2 separate regions of the Homo sapiens genome follow, and region 2 is linked to region 1. A link is a contact called in ENCODE Hi-C or POLR2A ChIA-PET data. All regions are on one chromosome and are shown on one strand. The core of a region is the stretch at or near the end of the contact, and the rest is flanking DNA. Distances in the headings are between cores, read along the strand shown.

Region 1 (5,157 bases), core at 1,022-3,521:
AGGGACTCTGCCATGGTAACTGGGCTGCAGGCCCTACGACCAGCCAAAATATTTTACTGCATGGCATTTTATAGCACATAATCATTGTCTTAGTCAGTCTAGGTGACTATAACAAATTACCATAGACTGGGTAGCTTATTTCACAGTTCTGGAGACTAAAAGGCCAAGATCAAGGTGTTGGTAAATCCAATGTCTGTTGAGGGCCCACTTCCTGCTTTGTAGATGTCCATCTTCTTCTTGTATCTTCACATGGCAGAGAACAGAGGGAGGAAGCAAGGTCTCTCATGTCTCTTTTAATAGGGCATGAATCCCATCATGAGGGCTCTATCTTCATGACTGAGTTACCACTTAAAGGTCCCATCTACAAATACCGTCATCACATTGGGGATTAGAGTTTCAACATAATTGGATTCATGGAATCCAATTCCATGAATTTGGAGAGGGACATGAACATTCAGTCCATAGCAACCATTCATGCACTGGGGCTATGTAGGGGATAGACACTTTATTCAGCTGCAGATTCGTCTTGTACAAAGTTTCTCTTCTACGATGTCATCAAGGTCTCTCATCTGTTTGTCTTTTTCTTCCCCAAACACTATAATCTGAATGGGTTGAAACCATTTTCTGATGGAAATGTATACCTTAGACCAGTGGTCCCCAACCTTTTTGGCACCAGGGACTAGTTTCACGGAAGACAATTTTTTCCACACACAGTGGGGTGGGGGATGGTTTCAGGATGATTGGAGCACATTGCATTTGTTGTGCACTTTGTTTCTAGTATTACATTGTAATATATAATGAAATAACGATACAATTCATCATCATGTAGAATCAGCAGGAGCCCTGAGTGTGTTTTCCTGCAACTAGGTAGTCTTATCTGGGGGTCATGGGAGACAATGACAGATCATCAGGCATTAGATTCTCATAAGGATCACGTGACCTGGATCCCTCACATGCACTGTTCACAATAGGGTTTGTGCTCCTTTGAAAATCTAATGCCATCACTGATCTGACAGGAGCCAGAGCTCAGGCAGTAATGCAAGTAATGGGGAGTGGCTGTAAATTCAGATGATGCTTGTTTGCTGCTCACCTCCTGCTGTGCTGCCCAGTTTCTAGCACACCACAGACCATTACCAGTCTGTGGTCTGGGGGCTGGGGACCCCTGCCTAAGACTATTGCTCATTGTCCTGTGCAATTTTGATAAGTTCCACAATGCTGGCAAATTCACCACTATTATTCTCATTATTATCAGCATTAGTAGTAGCAGTAGTATTCGCAGTAGCTAACATCTGTTTAATAATTTGACATTACTAATATTCTTTGACAATCCTGAAAAAATGGGTAATTGAGATAATTTACATTTGTTAACTTGAGATAATAATGCATTTCTGAACGAGAACATGGAGCCTCAGGAGGTTCAGTAACTTCTTTAAGGTCACACTGCTAGCAAGTGGCTATCTATCTCTATTTTTATTAAATTCAAGAGAACCAGAAACCTCCCTGAAGTCTGCTATCTCTAGGTCATTTAAACAGAGAGACACCAACTGGAGGCATCCCAAGTAAGGAGGAGTTTTAAATCCATGATAACTTTGCAGAGGCTGTTGTTATAGGAAAGGTCAAAACAGATCTGTCTGAAAGCTGTCCCCACCCACTACAGAAGCAAGAAGGCCTCCAGGCTGAAAAGACACTGGAGGCAATTTAATACAGCTGCCCTTAGCAGGATAGCACTTTGGTATTCTCCTTTAAATATTTATTTTCTAATTTATTGAAAGGTGATAGTCACTGCTACATGGGGAAAGGGTGGAGGACGGTGACCCTTGCTGGATGCTTTCTACTTCCCTCCTTGCAAAATAATTTGCTGCACTTTTTCTTTGGAAAATGAATGATAGCATCAACAGATTCACCCTCCTCAGAAAGGAATTTTAGCAGTCATCAGTCCTCTCACAGGCCCCCTGGGGGTCTCGCATTGTCTGTTTGCACCTGCAGCCCTTCCCCCAGTGTGGCATGTCCTCATAATCTTTGACAACTTCATGGAATGCCCTCCTGGGAAATCCAATTTTATCCTTTTTGCTGCATTTCTGGGTGCATTTTAGCATTTCTTATGGATTAGCACTTCAAGCAGCCATTTCATAAGCTTATTCCCCATCTATCTTGGCATTTATACACAGACATCAAATTGTATTAGAATTGAAAATGGAAGGGGGAAGGAGGGAGAGGTGGAGAGTATCTGAGTAATCAATTTGGTTCTCTCCTGCCCTTAGGCTGTGTTGACACAGCTTAGCTCTCGCCTGCTCCTCCCAGGCAAGCTTATCTGCTGCACACTGAACTCCATTAATCTTCTTGAAAGGCAAATGTGTTCAGGACAATGTTAACACTTAGCTCTCCTGAAAAGAAGACAGATTCTATGAGGTACAGAGTCAGGGCTCCAGGGCCTGCACTGGCAGTTCAGACAGGCCTCAGCCAGAAGGATTCCGTGTGGAAAGAGTGGACAGCAGAGCAATGGGCTTTGTGAACCCAAATACCAGCATCAAACCAGGTCCAACTAAACCAAACCAAACTAAGGGAAACCAAATATCAACAGAAAACAAAGCCATCCCAAAGACAACAACGACCGAATAAATGCCTGGCCCATTTTGAGGCAGCATTAGCCAGATTTACCTTTGGGTTTCAAGTGGACAAAACAACTAAATGATCATTATTGTTTAAATTTTAACAAGTGATTGGCATTGTGTGAGGAGTCCACACAATAATAGTAAATGACTTAAGAGAAAGAAGTATTGTGGAGTATGTATTTTTGGCCATAAAGACACCTAAAGCATTTCCCTTTGATCACCATTGCAATATCTGCCTTGTGGAGCTCAGAGCTGCCCTCACACAGGCAAGAGGATGATCTACCTGGCCCTGTCCAGGAGGCCCTGCTCCAAGACCTCCCCTGATACCAACCACATAGTCTCTGGGATCCAGTCATTGCACTGGAAAGAGGAATGAATTGATATCTGTTTTGTGGGCCCCTTTGTGCTGACCCTCCCATGTCATGTCACCACTGTCCCCCTGCCTCCTTATTTTCTTTCAATAAGGAGATTTGATAGACCATTCTTATCACTCATAGATCTGTAATCCCTGGCTGCATCCATTTGCTAGAAACCCTGAAAGACACAGGGTAATTTTTAATGTTTCTAGGACAGGAATTTGAATAGCCATACAGCTCTCTCCTGCACCCCAGTATCACAGTATTCATTTATTATATATGAACCGAATCTGGGAGGAGGGGGTTGCTTCTCAGTAGGGCTTTATTACAAGAGCTATGGAAACAATTTAATGTAACTTCATTGACTTACATTGAGTGATTTTTTTTTAAACCTGCCATATATCTGCCACAGATATCCAGAACCTATTGTATTGTACGTGTAGCCCCCATCCCCATGCTTGCTTTGGGTAGGAAAGTGTCTGGGTAGGAAAGCAGGGGAGACATGTCACACTGGGGGCCAATTGGTTCACTTCTAAGGGTAAGTAATAGGAATCCCAATTTTGGCCACTTGATGTATGTCCCCAAACCAGTTTTCCAGGATTATTTATGGCTCCATGCTTTGCACTTATAGGGTGGCCTCAGAAGGCTTTCCTCCATTAACAATCCCATCAGGTGACTTTGAGAGCCACTTCCATGAGATGGCTGTGTTGACAACTCAGAGAGTTCCACCACAAAGGCTGACTCAGTCCGAAAAAATGACAGCACATAGATGGAAGGCAACAGGTGAAAAGCAGAGGTCAGACTTTCCAACGTTGACCACTCTGGCTTTGATTACACCAGGTAGATGTGTGGCACTGAAACGGGAAAGTTCCCTGATGCCCCTCACCAGATGTTTGACAAGGATGTGGCCCACCCGTTCAGTCGCCCTGCTGCTGAAACCCCTTGTGGGAGGGAGAGCAGGCAGGCAGGTGCAGAGGCTGGGGTGAGTGCTTTGGGCTTCAGCCCCATGGTAGTGTCTAGGGATGGGTGCTGCAATCCCACTGTTACAAAGCTCTTTCAGCTTTGCTGTCCACAGAGAGCTTGAGTGTTAACCAGCTCAGTGGACCCTCTGCCTTTTTACAAGGGCAGAAGGCCAGTGTGACAGCTTTCTGTAGCCCAAGCTCTTGCCCAGTGTCCCAGAAAAATTGGGTCACACACAGTCTTGAAGGATGAATGTGAGGTTTTATAGAGTGGTGGAGCTGGCTTTCAGTCAGATGGATGGGAACCCAGAAGCTGGGGATGGAATGGGATGATGATCTTCCCCTGGAGTTGGGCTGCCCAGTGGCTGGACTCCTCTCCAACCACCCCCAGCTGAACTCCTCTCGGTGTTCAGATGTTCCTCCTCTTCCTTCTTTCTCTGCCGCATCGTTTGGCTGTCCACCTGCTGGTCTGCTGGTTTGCTGGTCTGCTTCTGGAGCCCGGGCTTCGGGGTTTATATGGGTGCATAATAGGGGACATGGCAGGCCAAAAGCCAACTTTTTGGGCACGAAAACAGGAATGCCTGTCCTCATTTAGTGCCACGGTCTTCAGGCTTGAGGGTGGGGCCTTTGCCGGGAACCACCCTCTTCTACCCAGTATTTCGGTCTCCTGTCCGTATCAGCACCCTTGTGCAATTGCTCATGGTTAGGCTAGCTACTGCCCTCTTGACTTAGTAAATACCCTACAGCCACTGTCCCCATAGACATGGCCTGTAAATACTTTGTGTAAAAGATTTGCCTTTCTCTAATTATATGCCAGATGTTATGAGGGCCCACCAGCCAATGGCTCATATACAAAGGAAGCTTTCTCTTTTTCTAACCAAGTGACTGCCTTGGCCCATAGAGAAATGAACTCTTGTCACCTGTTAACACCTTCTTTCTGCTCCTTACTAGCTGTCCAAAAAAAAAAAAAAAATAGATACAGTGTGTATCTAATTGGTGAGGGTGGGCCTGGTTACCATTAGACAGTATTGTCTGTGCTACTAAGTAAGATTACTTTGCCTCAAAAGCAAAACATTCATTCTCTAGTGTGCTTTCCTGATTTGTGGAGGACTCACTTTACTCTGACAGTGTCTACATGTTAAGTGAACAAGCCAGGAAATCCTCCCTCTTTCTGTTTTTGCTTTTCCACCAGTGTCTGGGTAAGAAAGTGGGGTAGACATGTCATACTGG
Region 2 (5,157 bases), core at 1,919-4,418, 42 kb after region 1:
CCTTAAAGAGACAGAGTAATTCTTAAGGTTTTGGTAATTCAAAATCTATTTTAAATATACAAAAGGAGCTCTTTAATGGGCCCCAAGGTGAATCTTTTCATAAAATAATAAATTAAGTGGGGTTTTTTCCAGTTCGAGGAAACACTCATGTATTTCTAACATCCTACACTAAAATGCCTTGACTTGAATAGCTGTGCATGTGCATGGACATGCATTTATTCATTTCTGTTTTTTCTTAACAGACAAAGAGATGGAATAATTTTATTCAGGTCTGATACACCAGTGTATGCCTGAGCATGTATATGTATATATAACCAGTAACATCTCAGTTATTGGTATGACGGGAAACATTTCTTTCCATGAACATAATTTGTTGGTTATATCAAGACAATCATTCCCACATTTAAATAGTGAAATTGTCCAGGAAAGAAGACTCCATGGTACACAACAGATTCTTAACCAGAAATCTTTAATTTAATAACCAGTTAATTTGTTGTAGAATCCACATGCTTTGACAAGGAGTCCATACAAATAAACCTCTGACAAATCTAAGCTGAATTAATCAGCAGGAAGAAAAGAAAATGCTTTCCTGTAAACTTCGCCCTGATGAAAAAGAGAGGGTGTCAGAAGTCCATGACAAAACCCAGGCACATCCAAAATAAGTTTGATTATAAAAGCAAGAACTCCTTTCTGGTTTTGTACGATGACTGGGGGAGGGTTGGCAAGAACAGGATAAATTATTCAGGTTTAAGAGACAGTGATAAAAATGTAAATGCAATCCTGTCACGGAATCTTTGCACCAGCTGAATAAATTCAAACTAGAAGCTGAATCAGCATCTCGCCTCTGATTAAAACCAATTGAAAGCACAAAGACAGGAAGAAGAAAACCTCATAAGTTCTTTGGAAATGGCAGATAAATTGATCAAGCATAACTGCAACATTAAGATGAAACAGTTTTACTAATATTGACCACAGGCCAAGGGGCCCTGCCAGCTCTCTTCAAATGGTAGCACTTGTAATCAAAGAACTAGGTCTTATTTAAGCTCAAAAGTGATTATTACTTCATTAATTATGGTCATGCCCCTATTCTTTCATTGTGACCACATTTCATCTTTTCCCAAAAGCAGTCCATTAGCCTCATTTCATCTTTAATGGGTAATATGTTCCTTTCTGAGCATGCTTTCTGTGTGCATAGATTCAAGCTGCTGAACAACAGCTCTACATCCCAAGCCGGTGCCCAACATTGGCCCTATACTTGCTTGACACTATGGTCAGAGAGCACAACAAAATAAAAAAAATTTTTTTTCATATCTATTCGAGACAGATCAAGAGATAACATACGAACATGAACAAATGTATTTTTCTTCAACAGCTCAGGGATTAAAAGCTGGGGCTCGGTATCCAGGCTCCCTGGGTTCAAAGACAGGCATGCACCTCACAAGAAGTCAGGGGCTGGGCAGCCTTTCTTCTCTCTAACACAGGGATAACAACAGGGTTTGTGGCAAGGATTTAATTAATGGAAAGAGCCTGGGATGTGTCTGGCACATAATAAGTGCTCAATAAATGTTAGTTCTTATTAACATTGTGTTTACATTAAACATATGCCACTGTCACCGGTAGAGGGTTGTGACTTCAACTTGTCCAGGTTCTTGGCATTTTAAACAAAGAACTGGACAAAATGCCCAGCAAAGCAAAGAAAGAATGAAGCAACAAAAGAACGAAAGCAGGGATTTATCGAAAACGAAAGTACACTCCACAGTGTGGAAGCGGACCCATGCAGTGGCTCAAGGGCCCAGACACAGAAATCTTCTTGGGTCCAAATACCCCCTAGAAGTTTCCCATTGGCCACTTCATGCTCACCTGAAGTAAATGAAGCGGTAGCCGGCAATCACTCTGATTGGCTGCAGAAAGCAGCCAACCAGAGACTGAAATGAAGTTACAAAGGTCACACTCCTGTGCAAACATCCGATTGGTTGCAAAAAACAACCAATCAGAGGCTAAGGTGAAGTTACAAAGTTATATTTCTATGCGAAAAAAGACTAGACCTGCAATCAGTCTGATTTGTGGTGGACAGCCAATTTCTCATCTGCCCGGCAGAAAAGGTCAAAGGGAGTAGCCTCTGGTCCTTTTGTTACTTAGGCGTGGAAAGTTAGGGTTTTCAAGTTAGTTCTAGGAAGTCAGCGTGAAACAGCCTTAGGTTCCCTGCCTCCAGACACTGTTCTCCTGCCTCATCACCCACTTAGGAGTTAGACAATTCGGTTGAGTGCTTAAGGAAAAAGTCACCAGGCAGTCCATCCAGCCACCCCTGCGCATCTACTCAACAGCGCGGCCTGGTGTGTCCACTTATACGCACACACAGAATGCCATAAGAAGTGGACTGCTGTGCACAGTCTCTCCCGATTTGGCTATAAGCCCTTAGGATTCATTTCAACGTCATAGTGTAGTGAAAATTATAGAATTCTATCAATATCAGGTAATAAAGTTGCTTAATGAGCCTATTCACAAATATCCGCTGAGTAGTCCCCATATGCCCAGAACTATGCCATGCATGAAAGGGCACAAAAGATCTGGAAAAGGCTGTAAAGCCTTCCAGATGTTAACAACTATTTAGGGAGAAAAAGGCTTATCCTGAATTACTAAAAGATTTAGCTAGTATGTGAATTATGTCATTATAGACAGTGATACAATAAAGCAACATAGCATAATGTGCTATTCACAGGTCTAGAACTTTCTGAAAAGGAGAATGAGAGGTGAGGAAGCTCTCGAGGGGCCCATGTGTTGGGGGTGGTGGATATGTACACACACACACACACACACACACACACACACTCACCCTGTCCTGCCACCATTAGGTAAAGTTTCCTGCCACTCCTTGCACATCCGTCATTACCAAAGAGATATTAAACTAGACAACTGTAAAAAAATAACACCTTCAGTGGCAAAACTGCCTTATGCAGAGATGTGGATGATTTGTTACCTACTTCATCGTTGCATGTGGCTCAGGGGAGTTTTCTCAGCGATTAGCAGGGGCACTGGCAGAAGACAATAGGCCTAGGAACTTCCCTGGCTGCCCTCACCATTGCACCAACCCCAAACCCCCCTGAGGACATCTTGCAGACCAGTAACCTGCTAACTCTCATTCCTCTCATTCCTTTCTTGCTGTTTTTCCTGGCTAGCTCCAGAGCCAGCAGAAGAAGGTCAACGTCACTCTTAAACTATGTCAAACAGTGTTGTAGTTCAGGAGTGGAGGTGAACTGTTTACACATGGTCTTTGTTTCCTCTAGCCAGGATTTCATTGCTGATCCTGCCCTCTAAGGTCATACCAGAGGGCACAGAATGGGCCTCCCAGCCTACATGCTGCTGTGACTGTCTGTCTGAGGGAAGGATCAGATTTAGGCCTGGACATGTTGCTTTTGTTGTTGTTGTTATTGTTGTTTAAACCAATTTATTGGCAAGTCAGTGACATAAGGGCTTCAGGGAAGTTCCTACATATCTTCCTCCTCCATCACTCCTCAGCAGTCCTCTTTGCCTCTTCAATCAGCTTGTCCTCTTTGCCTCTTCAGTCAGCTTGTCCTCTTTGCCTCTTTAATCAGCTTGTCCTCTTTGCCTAAACATTTCTGCTTTAGAAGGGCAAACTGTCCAGCTGATTCTTGAGCCACAGTTTTCAATTACAATGTGTGATGGGGTGCTTCCTTCTTTTGTGTGAAATTCCTATTGTGAGTGACCTCCCCTTTGAATGAATTAGGTCACAAACTGTAATGGCCCTTTTTTTTCTGGTACTGCAAGCCCATTTATTTTTATTTTAAGAGACAGGGACTTGCTCTGTTACCCAGGCTGGAATTCAGTGATGTGATCATAGCTCACTGCAGCCTCCAACTCCTGGGCTCAATCAATCCTCCTTTCTCAGGCTCCCAAGTATATAAAACTACAGGTGTGTGGGTATTTTTTTAAAAAATTATTTGTAGAGACAGGGTCTTGCTATGTTGCCCAGGTGGGTCTCAAACTCCTGGCCTCAAGAGATCTTCTCACCTCAGCCTCCCAAAGTGCCAGGATTACAGACATGAGACACCGTGCCCCGCCCTGAAAGCCCATTTTGAACCCAAGGCACTGTGTTGGAAATTGGATGAAGATTTTTAAAAAATAAGTCACATGTAGTTCTTGCTTTCATATTGATAACAATTTAGTATTGCTATGAAGTTGAGCAGGAAGTGAAGGCAAAAATATTGATATTCTTGTCAAGCACATCCATGTGAAGAGACCACCAACAGGCTTTGTGTGAGCAACAAGGCTGTTTATTTCACTCGGGTGCAAGTGGGCTGAGTCCGAAAAGAGAGTCCGTGAAGGAGTGGGGAAGGGATTGCTTTATAGGAGTTGGGTGGGTAATGGAAAATTACAGTAAAAGGTGGTTATCTATTGCTGGCGGAGGAGGGGGGTCACAAGGCACATGGTGCGGAGATCATAAAAGACTCATTGTCCAGAAGAAGAATGTCATGAGGTCGATCGATTGATCAGTTGGGGCAGGGCAGGAACAAGTCATAATGGAATGTCTTAAGGTTGGTCAATCAGTTAAGACAGGAGCTGGCTGTTTCACTTCTTTTGTTGTTTTCGATTGCCTCAGGCCATTTGGATGCATACGTGCAGGCTTGGGCTCAGAGGCCTGACAATTCTAATATAAGGCGGAAGCCCAGATGAATAATACAGGAAAAGTTCTGGAAAGTTGTAGGCACAGGGAATAGCAGGAGCTAAATATTGAGGATGGAGAGGCCAGGTTGTTTGCAGGCCAGTGAGCAGATCATCTGGTGGAATTGTATGGTCACAGGCCATCCAAAAGCCCTTTCTGAGATGAAGCAGAGAACTTCAGAGAACAGCTGCCAACTGTCTTGCTCTTAGAACTTCAAAACTTGCCCTCTCTTGCATACCACATCCAATTTGGAGCCTACTTCCTATTAGTTTATTGAAATGCAAAATGCATACTAAAACCCTTAGCAGTAGTCTCAGACATTGAGCCCTTGTGGTTTTTAAAATCAGAGAATCATTACTTGGGAGTGGGAGATGCATGAACTATTTGCTCCTGGAAAGTGACATACTGAGGTTACTTGGCAGATGAGTCTCACACAGAATAGCCTGCTTGCTTTTGCCAATTTGTTAATATTAAAA

What was found. Hi-C counts contacts between places; a loop is a spot of excess contacts on that map. ChIA-PET counts read pairs that join two places held with the same protein, here RNA polymerase II (POLR2A). Pooled maps may share reads with other maps.
Region 2: a map of PC-9 shows a loop between it and region 1 (7-fold over the local background). The contact joins two enhancer-like sites. A Hi-C loop is called at or near these places in 3 of 168 maps with a recorded cell type or tissue (Caco-2, PC-9 and cardiac septum) and 2 of 50 pooled maps. POLR2A ChIA-PET finds 5 or more read pairs at or near these places in 3 of 52 experiments (AG04450, PC-9 and RWPE1).

Annotation. Positions count from the first base shown.
Region 1 is chr2:217,287,745-217,292,901 of GRCh38, forward strand. The region is part of intron 1 of DIRC3-AS1 (DIRC3 antisense RNA 1); the gene reads left to right. The region is part of intron 12 of DIRC3 (disrupted in renal carcinoma 3); the gene reads right to left. Among named protein-coding and RNA genes, the nearest start is that of DIRC3-AS1, 7.6 kb to the left of the region's middle. RefSeq lists enhancers at 3,671-4,171, 4,172-4,672. Within about 2 kb of position 2,272, at least 5 of the 41 ENCODE cell types and tissues checked have a DNase peak (open chromatin) inside an H3K27ac peak, as active enhancers do; they include PC-9, where a contact is called at or near this core.
Region 2 is chr2:217,328,548-217,333,704 of GRCh38, forward strand. All of the region lies in intron 4 of DIRC3-AS1 (DIRC3 antisense RNA 1), which reads left to right. The region is part of intron 8 of DIRC3 (disrupted in renal carcinoma 3); the gene reads right to left. Among named protein-coding and RNA genes, the nearest start is that of DIRC3-AS1, 48 kb to the left of the region's middle. RefSeq lists an enhancer at 3,139-3,433. Within about 2 kb of position 3,169, at least 8 of the 41 ENCODE cell types and tissues checked have a DNase peak (open chromatin) inside an H3K27ac peak, as active enhancers do; they include PC-9, where a contact is called at or near this core.